2 separate regions of the Homo sapiens genome follow, and region 2 is linked to region 1. The links are chromatin loops, found by intact Hi-C in ENCODE. Cell type or tissue: A673. All regions are shown on one strand. Links, peaks and the distances in the headings refer to the core of each region. The heading gives the core; the rest is flanking DNA.

Region 1 (2,802 bases), core at 139-2,638:
ACTGAATACCTCCTACCACTTCCATCACTAATGCCCAGGTCCAAGCCACCATCACCTCTCGTCTGGATTTGCAGTGGCCTCTAAACTGCCCTTGAGGCCCTGTCCTTGTCTCCACCTGTCTCATCTCGGCACTGTAACCAGTGCCAGATTGGATGAAAGTCAGACCATGTCATTCTTTTACTCATAATTCTTCTCAAATCAACCCAGAGCAAAAGTCAGCGCCTTTAACACACTTCCCAAGCTATTTGTGGTCCACCCACGTCCACCTCTCCAATCTCAGGGCTGGCTTGCTTTTTCTTGTACTGTACACTGGTTTTCTTGCACTTTGTACCTAGAGTTCTCTTAACCCAAGTATCTGCATCCTTCAGTTCTCAGCTCAAATGACACTTTTACATCTCCTCTCTCCAGCTCTGTATAGCGTTTCCTGCTTTACTTTTCTTCTTACAGAAGTGTGACACTCTGTCATGTTATTTTTTTTTTCACGTTTGTCTATTGTCTCATCTTCCCCCAATTAGAATGTGTCATGAGAACAGAGTTTTTATCATTTGTATGTATAGCTTTCCCCAACATCTTGAAAAAGGACCTGGGGGCATTTAGCTAATCTATGTTGAATGGATATTTTTGAATGGATATGTATCTGTTTGGGTCAGTATTCCATAACAAGGACAGTCCCAGTCTCTTCTTTTTGAGTGAGTTTTAGCAGATTTTGGCTATTTTTTTTTTCTCATCCTATCCTTTCCTTCTTTCTCCTACGCTCCATCCCTGTTGGTAACAAAGTCCTGTGTGACATTACAGGAGGAGAGAAATGAATACGCTCATGGGGTTGGCAGAGGAAGATCCCAGACTCCACGCCTTTTCTGTTTGCATGCGAACGGCCTTGGCCAGGATCAAGCCAACAACCTCTTTAATTAAAACTCCTGCAAGACAAGTTCACTTTCTTGTCACATGTCCTGTTCATGAGCTAGTTTCACACTTTACACTGAAATAATATAGAGGTACTTTTGTGCGTGGGTTGTGTGTGGGTGTCTTTGGTGCTCTATATAATTAAAGTAGGATTTTCTCCATTGCCTAGTCCCAGATGAAGCCCAGAATTTTTGTTCAAATTTACTTCATTCTAAAACTTCACTCCTTCAAGGTTTTCCTCGATTTGCGCTCATCCCCCAGAGGGCGCTGGGCAGCTGCTTCCACAGCTCTCCCTCCTGCTATTGGTCCCCAAACCTATGTGCATTTTATCTCTCAGATATACAAGGTTTGGTGCCAAAAATATCTACCTATAAAACGTGAGTAACATAAAACCTCAAGCTATGCATTCTATCACATACAACATGGTAAATCGCACAATCCCAGGAGGAATTCTCTTTTTCCTTAAGTTTTGTCTTCTGAAGGAAATAAGTCATCCTTCATTACTATTTAATAGAGGTGCTGTAGTGGGCTGGGGGGTGCTTCATGTTCTACACAGTTAAAGGAGGGTTTTCTTCATTGCCTGGTACAAGATGAAGCCCAGTTTTTGTTCAAATTTAATTTATTCCAAAACTTCTCTCCTTCAGAATTTTCCTCTGTTTATGTTTATTGACAGGGTAACAGTTAACTGATGATTGTTTTGGCATCAATACCAACCTTGATTTCACAGTATGTTATCATTACACGGAAGGAAGGTCTTCCTTACTATTTTACTTATCTTATAGTTTTCTTATATATTCTCAAGACTTTTTATTTTTTGTAAATTTTACCATTTTTTTTTCCAGTTCCCCTAGTACAATAGGTAGGAAAGAATGGGCACTGCTGGGCATTACGTCTTCCCACTGGGAGTCTCCATTGCCATGTCTCCAGATTTTATTTTCTTTCAATCGAATTATATTTTATTTGCCTATAGGTGCTGAAACATTCTATTTTAATCTATTCCTCATTTAGTTCACCCATCATTATTAATAACAAAGTTTTTTTACTATAGAATCTTTTTTTATTCATCCAACGATATCAGCTTCCATCTGAAAGAAAACATTTCTAGAGTCTGTTTTCATAATATTTAAAAATGAATTCCAGATGAATTATATTTGAATTAAAAAGCAAAAATACACTAATAACTATTTAGGCGACCCTCTTTGTAATATTGGCAATGGGAGATACTTTTCTAAACAAGACTGAAACCTAAAGGCAATAAGAAGAAAGAGCCATATGTGCATACCGCATGTTTAAATTGAGTAGTGAATGCCACTGTAAACAAAGGCAAAAGAAAAATGGCAAGCTTGGATAAATATACTTGTGACACATATTAAAAGTAAAAGTTAAACATTCCTATTAAATATGTAACTTCTACAAATTGAAAAGGAAAACAATGCTATGGATAAGAAGATTGAAAAATTTACTTCAAAGACAAGGAAATCCAAATGGCCAGTAAATGTGTAAACAGAAACCCAGTCTCACCAGCAGCCAGGAAAATGCAAATAAATTAAAATGAAACACCATTTTTACTAGTCCTTGGCAAAAACTCAGAGGCATAATATCCAATGACTTCTAACCTAGGTGTGTTTGATTCTATGCGTGGATTGCCTTCCTGGGTTTTTGCCCAGAGCTGGAACATCTGGCTCTCCTGGTTTGAGGGCTCATGGCTGAGATGTGGTGCCCCACTTCTTCCCTCTAACTCTCTAGCCCTAGAGAGAGTATTATAGGAAGGATGGAGACTTATACAGTTGCTGTATAACCATCGACATGATCAAAATGAGTATTTTTAGTACTTTGAGGTAGACAGATAAGAGACATTAAATATTAGACCTAGTTTGAAAATGATCAAATTAAAATAAA
Region 2 (2,802 bases), core at 191-2,690, 200 kb after region 1:
AACCCTCCCTGATTCTGGAACATTTCTGCACAGCTTATCTCTTTGAAGGGTGCACATAGTAGACATGAGACCATGAATTAGGTATGGCCAAGGACAGGATTCATTTCACTGTCTCTGGACCTCACCATAGGTGACAGCCATGCTGTGGGAAATGCCCACTTTGTGCTTAAAATGATTTAGCTGAAGGCAAGAGGAGCATTAAAATGATTGATTTATCAAGGAAAAGTAAAGATGCGTGGAAAACGCTTTGAAAAGGGTACCACTAACACATATGCACCAAGCAAAATGGAACATAAAGGAATTGAATATAGACACACAAATACAAAGAACAAAGACAATTCAAAGAAGGGTGCTTTAAGCCCAATAATGCTAAATCTCTGAGTGACCCATTCAAGAATCTCTATCAATGAGGTTTAAGAAATTAGAATTCTCCATCACAGAAAACAAAGTGGTGTGTGCAGAGGAAGCATGAATTTCACACTTGTCTTTAAATATATTAATGCTGCTATAAATAGGTCATCACCTGCTCCTTTCCATTTAGAAGAGAACAAGCCAGAGCAGGTTTGAATTACAGGTTCAAGAGAATCACAAGCTGAAATGCCCCAGCAGAACAGATTTCCAAAGGAAAACTCTGATGTTTCTTTTCTTCCTGGCAAGTAAAAAATAATAAGTAGATGACTTTAGAGATCCTGCTTGCCCATGAGACTGAGCAGAAGTCTCTCCCCAAGTCCTTTTTGTTCCTAAAAGTAGTAAAGAGAGATAAAAATGCCATTCCAGAGAGCATAGAAGGCTGGTTACATGTGGAGAGAGTGAGGGTTTCTCCGGACTCCTATCTAGACTACAGGGATCAAAAGTTACTCTCTGCTCTAGGTTTGATAGTACAAGAGCCAGTGTGTGATCTGTGACTTCATGGCCTCCTACATTCTATTTCTATTCTTACCTCATTGAACTCAATCAGTAGACAGCTACCATTGAGTGGTGTGGGGGAATTTTTTTATTTTTTAAAAACATGATGGTAACAATTCTTCCCATGCATAACATTTGAACACCATCTGGCTCCGGACATCCTAAACAAATTGCCAAATACCAAGGACAGCTATTTTATGCATGGTGAAATATAAGCAAAATCCACTTCTTTGGTGGTGGACACATATAAATATAGGCACATATTTATATTCTAAGCTCAAAATACATCACCCAGTGGACACATTCACAGATCAACCACTGACTAAAAAAAAAAAAAAAAAAAAAAAAAAAACTCACTGGTGGATAATCAATGCCTCGCACAAAATCTGCACATGCATGTCACAGGCAGTGCAAAAGTTTGAACCACACACTCAGAGATCAGTAACAGGAAGTTATCGCCATCTACAGACTTCCCCTCACTTTTCAAGGGAGCGAGCCAAGGATTTCTGCTTGAAAAATATAAACTGGCAAAACTGACATCAGCTGTTGAGCTGCATTATACTCCTCGTGATGAAATCCACTTTAATAACCTGTCCAAAACCCTAAACACGTTACTTCTTTAGAAACGGGAAAGCAATCGTCCGTCCCAAACGCTTCTTAACTGTAGTCTCTGAGATGAAAGATTGATTCACAAGTCAACACCACATCACTTTCCGTCTATCGGGCTAAAGAGCTAAATGCATACAGATTTAAAGGCAAAGATGTATACTTAATTTTTCTTCTTCATTTTCCTTGTCATTAACCACTTTCCCAAGGCAGGCTTTCTGCAGAGTTGAATAACGCCCAATCCCAACTAAAATGCCAACTGTGGGGCCATGCCAGTGGAACCGGGCAGGAGACAGCGACTCGCCCAGGAAGCCCAGGGCTGAGTCGGGGAAGACCTATTCCAGCGCTGCGGGCAGCGGTGCCCGGCGGAAAGCGCAGAGTTTGCCAGCGGGTGCGCAAAGATGCAAAAAGCACACGCCCTGCCCGTCCACCTGGTGAACACCTCGGGAACTTTATTTTGGGAAGAGCCTTCCCAGGAAACTTTTCTCCCGCCCGCAGCCCTTGCCAGAGTCCACCGGGCCGCGGGCCAGCAGGAGAAGCAGGGAGCCGCGGGCCGAGGGGCTGCCGCGGGCCGAGGGGCTGCCGCGGGCCGAGGGGCAGCCCGGAGCGGGACGCGGCTCGGCTGGCCGGGCTCCTCTCAGGGCCGGGGAAGGCGCGGCGCTGGACCCGCGGGGAGGCCACTCACCAGCCCGAGCGCGAAGAAGACGGCGAGCAGGGCGAGGCAGGAGCCCATGACGATGAGCAGCAGGAAGACGATGAGCGGGTGCTGCTGGCTCATGCAGTAGTAGGACTCGTAGAGCCAGTCCCGGGACCGCGGCAGCCCGTCTCCGCCGCCCGCCGCCTCCTCGGAGCGGTCCCGCAGGTAGCGGCGGCGCCGCATCGCCTCCTGCCACATCGGGGCCGCTCACAGGGCGCCCGCCGTGCGCGCCCGGCCCGGGCAGCGCCGCTCGCCGCGGCCGCCCGCGTCCCACCCCCGCGCCGCCTCGGCCGGCCCGGCTGCCGGCACCCGGAGCTGCGCGCAGGGGCCTCCGGCGCGGGCGGAGCTCGGCGCCCCGGGCTGGGCGCGCTGACGCGCGGGCGGGGGCCGGGCGGCGGCCTCGGGGGCAGCTCCCGGCGCCGCCGCCGCCACCGCCACCGCGCGGGAGGGGGCGGGTTCCACGGGGCCCTCCGCCCGCCGCTCCCCGCCCCGCGCGCAGCCGGCCTCCGTGCAGGGGCGGTGTCGGCCCCCACCCGACGGCCCGGCTGCAGGCTGGGGACGGCGGGGGCTGTACGGTGGGGGGAGTGGCGAAC

Evidence for each region. A loop is a pair of places that touch in the nucleus more often than their neighbours do. Peaks named below come from ENCODE experiments on the same cell type or tissue, not always from the same donor. Only the 100,000 strongest peaks of a DNase experiment are listed, where the experiment ranks them.
Region 2: a loop joins it to region 1, with 8 times the contacts of the local background. A loop is called at or near these places in 1 of 110 quality-filtered maps.

The regions. Positions count from the first base shown.
Region 1 is chr5:7,591,483-7,594,284 of GRCh38, reverse strand. The region is part of intron 3 of ADCY2 (adenylate cyclase 2); the gene reads right to left. Among named protein-coding and RNA genes, the nearest start is that of ADCY2, 200 kb to the right of the region's middle. In A673, for the core only: a CTCF peak has its summit at 1,166 (motif pointing right); no DNase peak of the experiment used is centred there.
Region 2 is chr5:7,395,902-7,398,703 of GRCh38, reverse strand. ADCY2 (adenylate cyclase 2) reads right to left here and starts at 2,566. Exons shown (of 25, transcript NM_020546.3): 1 at 2,198-2,566. The coding sequence starts at 2,407. LOC107986403 (a long non-coding RNA gene) reads left to right here and starts at 2,755. Exons shown (of 2, transcript XR_001742597.2): 1 at 2,755-2,802. RefSeq lists an enhancer at 2,485-2,802. In A673, for the core only: a CTCF peak has its summit at 1,372; no DNase peak of the experiment used is centred there; H3K4me3 peaks cover 748 bases; H3K27me3 peaks cover 2,184 bases.